Linked DNA regions of Homo sapiens: all the other regions are linked to region 3. A link is a contact called in ENCODE Hi-C data. All regions are on one chromosome and are shown on one strand. Each heading gives the region's core, a stretch centred on a gene start or an enhancer-like site at or near the end of the contact. The rest is flanking DNA. Distances are from core to core; before and after follow the strand shown.

What was found. A loop is a pair of places that touch in the nucleus more often than their neighbours do. Pooled maps may share reads with other maps.
Region 1: a loop to region 3 is called in a map of B cell, with 39 times the contacts of the local background. The contact joins the promoter of ABCA5 here to the promoter of TANC2 in region 3. A Hi-C loop is called at or near these places in 4 of 168 maps with a recorded cell type or tissue (B cell, CD8-positive, alpha-beta T cell and naive thymus-derived CD4-positive, alpha-beta T cell) and 6 of 50 pooled maps.
Region 2: a loop to region 3 is called in a map of CD4-positive, alpha-beta T cell, with 15 times the contacts of the local background. The contact joins the promoter of AKAP1 here to the promoter of TANC2 in region 3. A Hi-C loop is called at or near these places in 3 of 168 maps with a recorded cell type or tissue (CD4-positive, alpha-beta T cell, CD8-positive, alpha-beta T cell and naive thymus-derived CD4-positive, alpha-beta T cell) and 4 of 50 pooled maps.

What each region holds. Positions count from the first base shown.
Region 1 is chr17:69,325,590-69,329,672 of GRCh38, reverse strand. ABCA5 (ATP binding cassette subfamily A member 5) reads left to right here and starts at 2,540. Exons shown (of 39, transcript NM_172232.4): 1 at 2,540-2,621. RefSeq lists an enhancer at 2,034-2,173 and silencers at 2,254-2,633, 2,764-2,853.
Region 2 is chr17:57,083,996-57,088,693 of GRCh38, reverse strand. AKAP1 (A-kinase anchoring protein 1) reads right to left here and starts at 3,448. Exons shown (of 11, transcript NM_003488.4): 1 at 3,296-3,448. AKAP1-DT (AKAP1 divergent transcript) reads left to right here and starts at 3,656. Exons shown (of 3, transcript NR_186437.1): 1 at 3,656-3,854. RefSeq lists silencers at 2,402-2,491, 2,772-3,071, 3,112-3,691 and enhancers at 2,370-2,872, 3,912-3,991.
Region 3 is chr17:62,964,254-62,968,900 of GRCh38, reverse strand. TANC2 (tetratricopeptide repeat, ankyrin repeat and coiled-coil containing 2) reads right to left here and starts at 2,666. Exons shown (of 28, transcript NM_001394998.1): 1 at 2,152-2,666. RefSeq lists a silencer at 2,590-2,779.

The sequences.
Region 1 (4,083 bases), core at 1,291-3,790, 6.4 Mb before region 3:
ACTTGGAAATTTAAATCGGTATAAGAAGAAGCTTTCGCCTGGGTGCTATGGCTCAGGCCCGTAATCCCAGTACTTTTGGAGGCCAAGGACAGAGAATCACTTGAGCCCAGGAGCTTGATACCAGCCTAGGCAACATGGAAAAACCCTGTCTCTACAACAAAATACAAAAACTAGCCTGTGTGGTGGCATGCACCTGTAGTCCCAGCTACTTAGGAGGCTGAGATGGAAGGATCACTTGGACCTGGGAGGTAGAGGTTGCAGTGAGCTGTGATCATGGCACTGCACTCCAGCCTGGGTGACAGAGCAAAACTTTGTCACAAAAATAAAGAAAGAAAGAAAAGAAAAGAAAAAGACAAGTCAAGAAAAAGCTCTTAACCTAAGACTATTTACAATTTAATTGAAGAGATGGTAAGTAAATAAAATGATGTGAACAAGATGGTAGTATGTAGGCAATTGGGAGGAGAGTGAGATCATTTTGTCCAGGGTGATGAGATTTTTGGAGAATTGGGTTTTGGTCATGTCATTTAGAAACAAGAGTAAAAGCATGAGCAGACAGAATGAATGACAGAGAACATTACAAGGATAAGAAATGTAAGAAATAAATGCCTAGAATAGTAGTAGAAATGAGTAGACTTCTGAAGTTAAGGCAGGTTAAGGCTACTAGTGAGAAGTGTTGGGGTGAAAGTATGGTTCAGTAACATGTTAACCAAGTTTATCTTTCATGTATATTTCTTTACTTGGCCCCAAATCCTAGGCCATTGAGAATTTGTAACTAAAATGTTCTAGATGTTTCCAAAAGAGACAGAATATATCAGGGATAGTTTTCATTACATGCCTTCTTTAGTTTCCTGGTGTAGTTTTTTGAATATACTTATCTCCCTTTCCCCCATCCCCATTGCTAGATCTTTTAATCCAGGGGTCCCCAATCCCCAGGCCAGAGACTGCTACCGGGATCTGTGGCCTGCGAGGAACCAAGCAGCACAGCAGGAGGTGAGCGGAGGGCAAGTGAGTGCAGCTTTATCTGTATTTACAGGGGCCCCCCATGGCTGGCATTAGGGCCTGAACTCCGTTTCCTGTCAGATCAGCAGTGGCATTAGATTGTGATAGGAGCGAGAACCCTATTGTGAACTGCGCATGTGAGGGATTTAGGTTGCGTGCTCCTTATGAGAATCTAATGCCTGATGATCTGTCACTGTCTCCCATCACCCCCAGATGAGACTGTCTAGTTGCAAGAAAACAAGCTCATGGCTCCCACTGATTCTACATTATGGTGAGTTGTATAATTATTTCATTACATATTACAGTGTAGTAACAGTAGAAATAAAGTGCACAGTAAATATAATGTGCTTGAATCATCCCCAAACCATCCTCCCTCCCCCAGAAAAAACTGTCTTCCATGAAACTGGTCCCTGGTGCCCAAAAGGTTGGGGACCGCTGTTTTAATCATCAAGGATTCTGACGAACCTCTTTGAATTTTCTATTTAATTCATATTCCATAAGTAAAACTTGATTCCTTGTTTGTTTGTTTTTCCCCTAAGAATTTAGAAAGCAGAGTGCATGTTGGGGAGACCTGGTTTAAATTCGAGAAGCAGATAACACAAAGACAAGTAAAAAAAAAAAACATGATGTACACAGGATTGACAGAATAAAAAAAAAGTCTTTGTGCAAGGGAATGTGACTATACAGAAATGTGGAGAGGAAAATACGTAATGTTAGTGTTAATAACTTTTGACCCCATTTAGGTCACTTTGAGTAATGAAGCTCAAAACACTAGATTATATTTTTAGCAAAGTAAGTGCAGTATCCAGTCTCTCACAGATGTCATGTGTCTCAGGCCGTTTGGAAAATTCAGCATCTGCCGCATTCCCAGTCTTTGATGAGGACACTCCGCGAACTACAAGCACCCTCAGTGGGAGGACCTCCCAGGTCGGGGTGTGAGGGCCAATGAGGAGGCTGGGGAGGGGAGGCAAGAGTTACGGAAACGGGGCCACAGCACTCCAGATGCCGCGGCGGGAGGAAGCGGGGCTGCAGAGGACTCAAAACGCGTTCAGAGAGGCCCATCCAAATGCCAGGAGACAGACGGCAAGGATGCTTAAGAGGAGACGTGACTGGGCGAGGCAGATGAGGAGAGGGCCGTGGGCCAAGGTCACCCGCTAAGAGGCGGCAGGTTTACCACTGAGACACGAGGCCGTGGTTTTTGCCCGTGCCTCCAGAAAGAGCGTGGCGAGATCCCCGCAGAACCCAGGCGTGGGAGGCCCTGGGGAAGAGCCACGAGGCCCGACTCTAGTGGCTCAGGGGCCCTGGGCAGCGGCGCGCCACCGCTCGCCCCACCCTCAGCCGCTCTCCTCTTCCGGGCGCGCTGCTTGCCTGCGTGCGCCGGGACGCGCGGGGCCGAGCGTCTGAAGCGCGCCCGTACGCGGAGCGGCGCTTTCTAGGAGCCCCGCCCTCAGGTGCGCTCTGCAGGAGGCGGGGCGCGACTTCGGCGCCGCCAGCTCTGCCTGCGCCAGGAGCGCGCGGGTGCGCGCGGCCGCGCCCTCGCACAGATCCCAGCTGGGTCACCCGCACTGAGTCAACAGACTGAGCGCGTCCAGGCCTGACAGCTCTGCGGCTCGGGCCCTGAGGTGAGGCGGGCGTCGCGGGCGGCGGCGGCGCTTGAGGCTAGCCTGGGACAGCCGTCCCTGGGGGAGTTGAGGGGACGAGGAGGGGCTGGCCAGCGAGGGACGGCGGGGAGAGAAGGGGAGTTCGGCGTCTGAGGTGTGGGGTGAAGCGGGCTCGGAAGCGGGCAGAGGCGGCGAGCTGAGGGAAACAGACCTCCCTCAGCTCCCGGGAAGCGCGGGTTGCCAGCCTCGGGGATGCGGTGGGAGCGCCCAGGATGCGGACGTGAGGGGGTCGGGGCCCTGCGGCGGGGGCTCCGCGAGGCTCCCCTGGGACCGGGTCCGGCCGTGGGACTTCGGGACACTGCCTTTGCCTGGACGCTGTCGTTCCACCCTCAGCAACCTCAGGGAAAGAAGGAAAACAAATATTGATGTAAATTTCCGTCTGAACAGCTGGGTAATGAGCGCTTGCTCTTCCCTGCGAGGTTACGCGCGGATCATTACCTTGCGTGTTAAAAGGAGTTTCAGTGAGAAGAAAATGCGCAGATCTCATGACACAGTTTGGGAGGGAAATTCCCTGATCCTAAAACACGAATAGGAGCTCCAGGCATGGAAATACTTAATTGGATCGGAAAGCTGGGCAGGCTGGAGCTATTAAGCTGAAGGAGGTTTTCCCCTGGGCTCCTCAGGCTTCGATTTACGTTTTAAATAAATAAGTCCGAAAATAATGAAGATAATAACCACGTTTACTTTCTACAAGGGCGTTCTGAAGGAATCTAAGGGAAGAGGAGTATTTGCTGGACTACAGCTTTAAGCCAGGCTCGGTATTAGCTCTTTTCATTCTGACAGCAACCCTGTAGGATTGGAGGGGGTTATTCCAGTTGGGCAGGTGTGGAGAATGGGCCTCAAAGAGGTTAAGTAACTTATTAAGGTCTCAGCTAGTAAAAGGATGGAGTTGAGATTCCAACCCGGGCTGCCAGACCCTAATTCTGGTGCTTTATTTAGTATATTTTGTGTTTGCCGGGAGAGCAATATTGTATGTGTTTTAGGGAAGACTCCATAGTAGGGAACATTATTAGGGCAGTTAGGGCTTTGTGGGTATTTGTGTTAAAATCAAACTAAAGAGGCGTTAATCTTTGCATATGTGCTGTTTGAGTATATTTCCTTTCAAACAGATTTAGTGTAGGGAAATCTTACATTCACTATAAGAGCAAATTTATTAGTACATTCCATGTGTATTGCATGTCTTTTATTTTTAAAGAGACAGCGTCTCGGGCTAGAGTGCAGTGGTGCGATCAAAGTTCACTGCAGCCTTGAACGTCTGGACTCTAGGGACCCTGCTGAATAGCTGGGGCTACAGGCGTGTGTCACTGCGCCCAGGTAATTTTTTATTTGTTTTTCAGAGACGAAGTCTTGCTATATTGCCCAGGCTGGTTTGTTGCATGTCTTTTACATTCCAGATACCATACTATGTGCCAAGAGTACCGAT
Region 2 (4,698 bases), core at 2,199-4,698, 5.9 Mb after region 3:
CACACACAATGTTAACAATCTACTTAGAAAGCAGCAGAAAGATTAGGAGAAAAGCCCAGGGATTTAAGAATATTCCTTGGTTCTTCTCACAAAAGCCATCCAGAGGACCTAGTTTTAACTCCACACCCACGCTTCCTAGTTCCTCTACCCCTCAATTTGAATTTGTGTGACAGCCACTGAAACAATCCAGAATGACCTCCAGCTTCACCCTCACTGTTCTCAGAGGTGTGAGGATTAAAGGATTAGTGTGCTCATAACTCACCTAGCACAGTAACTATCAAGAAAGAGGCATCCTCTCAAGTTTAGCTCCCAGCTCCCCCACTACCTGTTTCTCCAGCCAGACTCTGTCCTACTTCAAACATGCTCACTGATGATGTTTTCCACAGCCCAAGCTTCAAATTAGGTACCAAGGCCAGGAGGTTCCTTCAGTGGGATGCCACATGTGATGGGAACTTAATGTTAAATGATCATAAAAGTGAAAACTGCCTGAGGTATTACACCAGGAAGGAACATGGAAGAAACAGAACTTGCCCTAAGAAGCAAGATTTAGGACTAAAATACACCCCCCACCATAAAGATGAGCAACTCTCAAACAGTATATGAGATGATTTCAATGGGACAAGATGCCCACAGGATCTACTACCTCCCCATAGTGGAAGAAAACGCCTGAGAATGACAAGCTGAAGGTATTAACTCATACCTGAAACAACTGACTTCCCCACAATAGGAAAACAGACCAAGCTACAGAAAGGCCCAATCATTCAGACTCACAGGGAAGATTAGGAAGGAGTGACCTAGGGGAACTCTACGGCCAGCTCTCTGGGTACATTGGCTACAAGCTGCCTGCTCTTCAAAGCCCTGAAATGCACACACAATCAAGTCATGTTGCAGGCTGGGAGCAGGAGGCTAGCCAGCAAAGCTTAGGGAAACCAATTCGTTTTTCCTCCCAAACAAGCTTCTGGGTCAGAGGCTAAGGAGAGGGGTGCTTTTAATAGAATTCAAGTCACTCAAGTAATTCAAGAGAAACAAAGTCAGTCTCAGGGATTGTTCAGGGAGGAGAGGGGAAGAGCAATGCTTAAGCACCTATCACAGTCCCCAGTATCACAAATATGATCTCCATTTGTCTTTAGGACAGGAAAAGGGAATACTGTAGAGGCTAACACCAGCCTTCCCCTAAAATATGGCTGCAACCCAGCCTATGTCCAAAGCTCAAGAATAATTTGGGTTACCAGGCAGCAAGATAAATTGCTTTTAAATATTGATGTTCAGCAACCTTACACTGGAGACATATCGACTTCAGCACCTGAGCAGGCCACTTACAACAGACACCTCCACTGTCACCCTGCAGTGGCCAAGTGAGAATGCATTTCCTAGAAACAACTGGGAGATGGGAGAGATATTCCTACAAGGAACTAGACCTAGACACAAATCCATTAGACCTGTCTCACTCATTGGCTAGGATCTGTTACCTGCAAGTTCTGAGCCATCATCTGACAACATGCATGAAGACAGAGCCTATTAATCCAGTAATGGACTCAAGCTTTAGTGATTTGCATGCCTGTAGGATCCAGAGGACCTCCTCTAACCTAGGGCCATATTTCAAAGAGAATACACCCAAGAATTATGCAGAACCTACAAAACTAGTTAGAGGTTAAAGAAAAGTTCAACACAAGTCAAAAGGTTCCCAAAACATAACTTCACTTGCTTCCAGTGCTCAGGGTCTTAAATAATCAGCAGGTGAACCACTTCAATGCCAAGATCAGAGGAATTATATAAATGATCAAGTCAGGCAGCCTTCTTCATTTCAAAGATGTTCTGTACCTTTAAGAGCAAAGTGGATGGGTGGTGCTAAGAGTCCAAGCTTTGCTTTCTAAATAAAGAGTTAAAAAAAAAAAAGGTACTAATTTGGGAAGGACTTAGCAGTTACAAGAGCTTGTAAGGCTACTAGTTGCCAGAATTAATAGCTTTTTGTGAACGGTGTTCCTTGATCAGTAACTAACAGATACTGTTGCACCAGGTCCAGCAGCCTAGATTTCACTGGAGACAAATCTAAACACGAAGTAACGCGCACTACAGTAGGGGAAAGATACCCAGGTTAACCTCACTAATTGCCCTGCGCATACACCCTACCCAGCTTGAGAGGCCTCGACTCGCACCTGGAGCGAAGTCCACCGGGTTTGTGTTAACGGCGGCAGGAAGGCGCCGCCACCCAGGACATCCCCCAGGAGAGGAAGATCCCGAAACGCCCAGGGCTCCCATGCCGTTCCGAGTCGCCACAGCACCGCCTACCACGATCAGCACCTTTCTTCTCCTATCCCTCCCTGGAAGGGAAACAGGAAGACCTTCAGCTAGGGCACAAAAGAGTTGAACGCCAGAAAGCCCGCGTTCGAGGCATCCAGCCACTGCCTCTCCTAGCACATCGTAACCCCAAAACTGGCGCGGTCCCTCCAGATCGCAGACCCCGGGCCCTGGGCCGCAGGCGGGGCCGGACACGTGACCGTCGGGGCCCCCGGGCGTGAGGTCGGCAGACACCCCAGGCTGGACGGCCTCCACCCCTCCGGACACGCCTGCAGGGGCTACGAATGCAAATTCCCCCCGAGACGCCCCTGAGCCTCCGACCTCCAGACCCCAATTCGGTTCGAACGGTCCCTCAGCCCGAAACACGGTTGGATCACAACCGGCCGATGTCCCGGCCCATCTTCCCAGTTCCCCTGGCTCGCCGCACGGAACTCCCAGGGGCTGCGCCGGCGGGCGAGCCGAGGGTGAGAAGTTGGGCGAGGCTCCAGAAGTGAAGGGGCAGCTCCGGCTCAGACTGTGTACACACGACCTTTGAAAAGTAAACGCCCGCGGGGCTGGGCGACCTTGGGTGGGACGCGCTCGGGTCAGCCTCGCAGGCGGGTGTGCACGCTCCGGTTAAGTTGAGGTGCAGAGAGGCGACCCGGGCGTCGCGCCCTCGCCCCCCGCCCCCGAGGACAGTGACGCGCGTGGGGAGGACGGCGCGGCCGCAGAGCGCCGCCCAGAGCCGCGCACACGCGATCTGTCAGGAGCCCGCGGGCAGACAACCGGCGGGGAAGGACGAGAGGGGGCGCAGACGAGGGAGGGAAAGATGGGCCTGCCTGACAGCGCGCGGCGGCCGAGAGCCCCCAGGACACCTCTGCGTCCGGAGCGTCCCGCCCCCGGGGTACCTGGAGGGCGCGTCGCACCCTGCACCTGCACCTCAGGCTCCCCATCGCCCCGACCCCGCCGCCTTCGGGTCTCCGGCAGGGGGTCCCCGGCGCAGCTGCCCCCGACCTACCAGCTCCTCGGCTACCATCGGGGTGCGGGATGCGGAGTCCGCGCGCCGCCGCCGGCCCCCGGCTGTGCCCCGCGGCCCGGCCCGCAGCGCCGCGCTTCCGCAGCTCCCCCACGTGCTAGCCCAGGCGGGTGGAACACAGAGACATTAAATACTGAAGACGCGCGGCGACGTGCCCGCAGCGCGACGCAGGCCCCGCCCCTCGCCCTTGTGCCCGCGCGCTCCCGAGCCCGCCCCGCTCACCTGCGCGTGCGCGCCGCCGGCCGCTCCCGGCAGTGCCTCCGCCGCGCCTCTCCCAGCTGCGCCAGAGGGGGCGCGGTCTACAGCGCTGGGCTAACATCCCGCCGCCGCCCGGAGCCGGGTCTTGCTCGCGCTCTCGCGAGAGAGCCGTCATCTCTCCGGTGCCCGGGAGAGGGGCCGGGCGGGACGGTACAGCAACCGGAGGAACCTTGATTCCCTGCCCCGCAAGCCCAGCACCGGTTTTGCCGCCTTGTCTCGAAGGGTCAACCAGGCCATCTCCTGCCTCGGGACGGAGAGCGCCCTGGAAAAGGCGGAGGGGCCGGTGAGGAGCAGGGCTTCCCTCGCTTCGGGGCTTTGAGCTTCCCTGTGACCGTCATTTCCTTGTAGCGTATAATTGGGTTGGCCATTAATAATTGCTCGATAACTGCATAATGGTGAAACCTGGTACCACTCAAATGCAACTTTCTTGCTCGTTTTCACAAGTCGATGTTATCGAAATGAAGCACTTTTCTCTGAATTGGTGTGGGTTTTGGAATGATTTTTGCAGAGATAGTCACGGTGAGTCACTATCTCTGCCAGGACCTTGGGAAAATAAATTCCTCCAAAATAAATGGAGAGGGTAGGGTTTTGGCTGTCCAGCCCTGCTGTCATCCTTAAAACAAAGTGACTTTAAATGAACATTTGTTTGGCCAAAATATAGAAAATAGATCATGCTAAGAACTAACAATTACTTGGGAAAATGCTTAATCTTCACTAGTGATCAAATGCAAGTTTAAATGACAGATGCCATTTACTATACCTAATGAGATTTAAGTCAAATTCATATATATATGAATCCCAATTGCATGGTGTGGTAGATGTCAGGAAGGAAACAAATAGGAAACTGACATAGGAAAGAAAGAAAAAGAGCCCTATTTTTTATTTTTTTTTTTTTGTGAGACGGAGTCTTGCTCTGTCGCCCAGGCTGGAGTGCAGTGGCACGATCTCGGCTCACTGCAAGCTCCGCCTCCCAGGTTCACGCCATTCTCCTGCCTCAGCCTCCCGAGTAGCTGGGACTACAGGCGCCTGCCACCACGCCCGGCTAATTTTTTGTATTTTTAGTAGAGATGGGGTTTCACCGTGTTAGCTAGGATGGTTTCGATCTCCTGACGTCGTGATCCGCCCGC
Region 3 (4,647 bases), core at 1,417-3,916:
CCTCTTCCTGAAAGTACCAAAAACATTCTTAAGCAATCTGAATTCCTAACATCAAATGCTACCTATATTTAAAATAGACACCAAATCTGAGGCCTGATTAACAGTAAGTTTAAAGCCCTTCAACTCTGAAGAAAATAGGTGATTCACAGATCTACATAATACTCTATCAAGAACAATCTGAGAGGACTGGTTCCCCGAGCGCAACTATCAATTTCTTCCCTTACACAAGGGGGCAGTGATAACAAGAAAAGAATCGGGCTCTGTAACACCTCTTCCTACAGACAGTAGGGGGTGGCAGTACATATGGCTTACAGTCAGAACAAAACAGGAAGACCCAACAGAATTCTCTTTATTCTCCTCTGGCCCTTTCCTCTGTTCTTCAGCCCCAACAGCTTCTCAAGGTAAGGGACATATCTACAGAAAAGACTAAAACCCAAAATCAATCACCAAGGAAAATCTATTTTTGTCTTTGAAGCAAATGATCCCTCAATGGCTGAATTTGGATCTAAGGGAAAGCCAATCAGTATGAATTTTCAGATTATCTGGCAAATTACTATAATGAGAACAGCATTCACACATGTAATTTAATTTCTTTACAAGAATTATAACATAAAACATTAAAATCTCATCAATAATTAAGTACATTCTAACGAACACATTTCCATATTTCTGCTTTTGTTATATAGTATATTCACACTCATTGTATGTATACATATAAGTTACATTAAATAGATCATGGAGTTGTCTTTTGTTACTTCTGAAATTCCAGCTATGTTCTGACAATCCTCTCGAAACAGATGTTCTTAAATGGAAGTCACAATGTTTTGCAGCATGTTGGTAATTTCTTATGTATGTATAATATACATGCACATATATCTATATAGAGACATAAATAAATATCTAGATACAGAGGGGAGCAAGAGAGAGGGAGAAAGAGAATGTTTAACGTTTTATTTCGTGCTCACATCCCTAAGAGGATCTACCTGGGAAATGCTGCAAGAAGCACTCCACTGACAGTATCCATGTTGTTGCTTTTTATGCCAATTTACTGTATTCTTTTTTTTTTTTATTTCACCATCCCAACACCAAGAACATACAAGAATATTTTAGTACTGCCGTTCTCTATAATTAACCATTGTGATAGATACTGGCTCCAACCCCTCAAAATGCCTGAAAATCTATCCCTTTTGTTCACCACACTGCTTTGTTTTCCTCATTACAGATATTTTCACCTGTGTAAAAATCAGGAAAAGGGCACATACGAAAAATACTTCCCTTTGCCTAATGATCTTTAACTCATAATTATGGTCAAGACGTTTGGGGTTTTGTTTGTTTCTTTTCCTGGAGAGGAGCAGAGAAGAGAGTGAAAGACACCCGAAACACCAAATCTTCTTCCTAATGTTAATTATCATTGTTTATGTTTTGTGAAGACCATTCTAAACATTCCACACCTGGAAATGAAGACTGGATACAATTGTACCAATGCTCTACACGCTGATGGCAAAACCTGGAATTATTTTAGCCCTATTTTTTCTTTCCAATCTCACAGCCAGACACAATTTGCTTTTTTTCTTTCACGTGGTTACTTTCTCTACCTCAAAAAAAATAGCTTATCATAGCTCCTCCCGATTTCCTATGGCAAAATATCTAGCAATGAGCCTTATTAATCTTTTATTATGCTACACCTCCTTTCCCAGAGGAATTATTAATATCGCTAATAACACTTCGACCATGAATTTCAACGCCACAGAGGCCAGCCCATCCTGTGCCTTACCTGGCACATTTCGCAACTACTTTTATGCTGCATTCTGGGGGCACATTTTGCAACTCGTTCTGCACCACATTCCCTGCCACGTTTAGCAATCCGCCTCGCATCTTATCCTTGGTCCCCGTCATCCAGAGACGCTCTAGGTACCAAATTCCATGACATCTTCGGTGACAGCCAAGTGGCGACCCCACACGCCTCTGAAGCCCGCCTTGGTGTCATATTCGGAGCCAGCCTTCCCCACGCCTTGGACACCGAGGCACTTCGCTGCCCATTTCGCCGTCTCCCCGCTCGCCCCCGCCCCTCTCCCCGGAGCCGAGGCTGTGGAGGCGAACGACCCTGTCACTGAAGCGACCTTTCCTCGCCCTGCTCCCCGGGCCCCTTACCTGCCGCTCTGAGGGGCTCTCTGCACCTCCGGGTCAAGCCCCAGTCCCCGGGGTCTCCTGTGAGGACCGCGCCGCCCGCCGGCGCCGCCCGCGATTCCCGGAGCACCTCGCAGTCCTCCAACGCCCCGCGGCGAGTCTGCACCCCGGAACGGCGCGGCGGGGCCTCGCAGCCGGCGAGCGCAGCCCGCGGCGGTGCTCCTGTCAGCGGCGGCTCGGGGGCCAGCTCTCGCCCCTCGGCTCGGCTCGGCGGCGGCGGGCGCCTCGCTCCGCCTAGCGCGCGGCACAGCCGGGAGGTGAGCGCGAGGGGGATGGGAATGGGGGCGGGGCCGCCCGAAGGAGGCGCGGAGGGCGGTGGCGGCGGGAGGGCAGCGCCAGCGGCCCTAGGCCGGGCGCTCGGAGCGCTCGCAGCTTCCCCCGCCGGGCGGGCGGCTCGCGCGAGGCGGCTGTGCCAGCGGGCCCCGCCGGAGCAGCGCGCCCAGCAACCCGCGCCCCGCCGGCCGCTCGCTAGCGCCGCCGCCGCGCTGGGGGCGTCGCACCCTCTGAGGCCGCCCGCAGCCCCGCCCCCTCCGGGCTGGGGTGGGGAGGGGCGCGAGCGCGGAGGGAGCGCGCGTGCGTGGGGGCGCGTGCGTGGTGGAGCGCGCGCGCCCCCGCCCCTTCCACAGTTTGGGGGTGGGGAACGGCTGGAAGAGGGAGTGGGGACGCAGCCCTCCTCCGCGCGGAGAGACGGGGCCCTGGCTCTGGCGCTCTGGGATGTCCTGGCATTTCTCGTATCCCCGGGGGGCTCGGACTTGTGGGTGGCATTTGGAGGGGCAGCAGGGAGGACGCTCGGTAACTGACAAGGCCCTACATAGTTGGGCTCCGCCCTCAGGGGTGATGTCACTCTCGAGGTGGCTGCTGCTGTCACGTGCGCCCATTTCAGGGCCTGTCCTCCTGCTTTGATGACCGGAATGCTCTCCTAGATCTCCCCCACTTCGGTCACCTCAGGCACATATCACTCTGAGAGTCCTCGAAGCCTACAAGTGTCAGTTATTCTTTCCCGGATTCTCAGTGGTAGTTTGTAGACGACTTCAAAAGGCCACGGTTGGCTGTGGGGAGAATCAGAATGAGAAAGAAAAACAAAACAACAGTGGGGTTTGTGGGGAGACCGAGACTGTTATTTAGAATAATGGCTGAAAATTCACCAACCACAGCTTGCAAACCTGAGGTAAAGTCGTGGCGCTGCTTCTGTCACTGCCAGGTTGACTAAGAAGTAGCGTGGTTTTAAGAGCTGGTCGACAAGGGCGGGAAAGCCACCACATTAATACCTCGTCGAACGATGTTAGGTCATATTTCACCCTCCACCTAGATCTTCTTCCCCTCTACTGTTTCCCTCCTATCATAAAACAGCAAGTCGGCTGTGGGAGGTATTTGGGACATAAACATCATCGCGTGCTGCAAGATGATGCGAAGCAATCACCGTTACCAACTCTGCCCGGCTCGCCTTCCCTTCCATAAACTGAGATGACCTTTCGTGGTCATCCAACTTCTTAATCAGATGACATGATTGGAAATAGATGCGCCAAATTACATCAATCAAGGAAGCTCTGTCTGTGGCGCTTCCAAGGTAGAGAGGTTTGTTTGATAACAGCACTTTAATCTGCCCCATCCTGTAGCACTTCATCCAGGAGTTTCTTCGATTTTCAAAAATTAGTATTAATTTCAGAACAATACAAGAAACTGGATATGAACATGTCCATCCAACAGCTCTTCTTTACAGTGAATGCTTGCAAAGTCAGAGCTAGAGCAGCTTTGAATAATACAGCTAACATGGCAAGGTGAAGGGCTGACATATGGAATCTTTTGGTGTTAACTCCAGAAAGTTAGATTAATCTAATGAAAACCCATCTACCTATGGTATTAGAGGCAAGGTAGTGATTACTTACAGGGGAATTGATTGAGAGGGGACAGGAGAGAGCCTTCTGGTTTGCTGGAAATATTCAATATCTTAATGGTTACCCGGGTGTATACATATGCAAAAAGATCTGTGCACTTCATGTCAGTTTTTTAAAATCACATACACACAAAGAAGCATTACAATGTCATCATCACTGCAGTCGGAAAACCTCAGTTTGAATCTCAGTGTCACCCAACACTTACCTGCTGTGTGACCTTGAACAGGTCTCCGGACCTTCCTTTCTTCATCTGTCTAACGTGGGTGATATTAATACTTACCTCACAGATGGATGTAAAGATGAAACAAAATTTTGGAAAATACTTAGCACAAATCCTGTTACACAATAAGGACTCAGGAAACAGGAGCTATTATGTTATCCTTCTTACACTTGAATTTACCCTATTTAATTCTCCTTCGGTCTTTTTTTTTTTTTTTTTTAAGATTACTTTCTATCTAAGCCTTTCCCTGCGAGTTCCACTGAGGCTAATAACATTCCTTCTCTGAGAAATAACAAAAGGCAGTCAGGGGTGTAATGTTGGTTTTCAAACTAGTTCAGGTGGCAG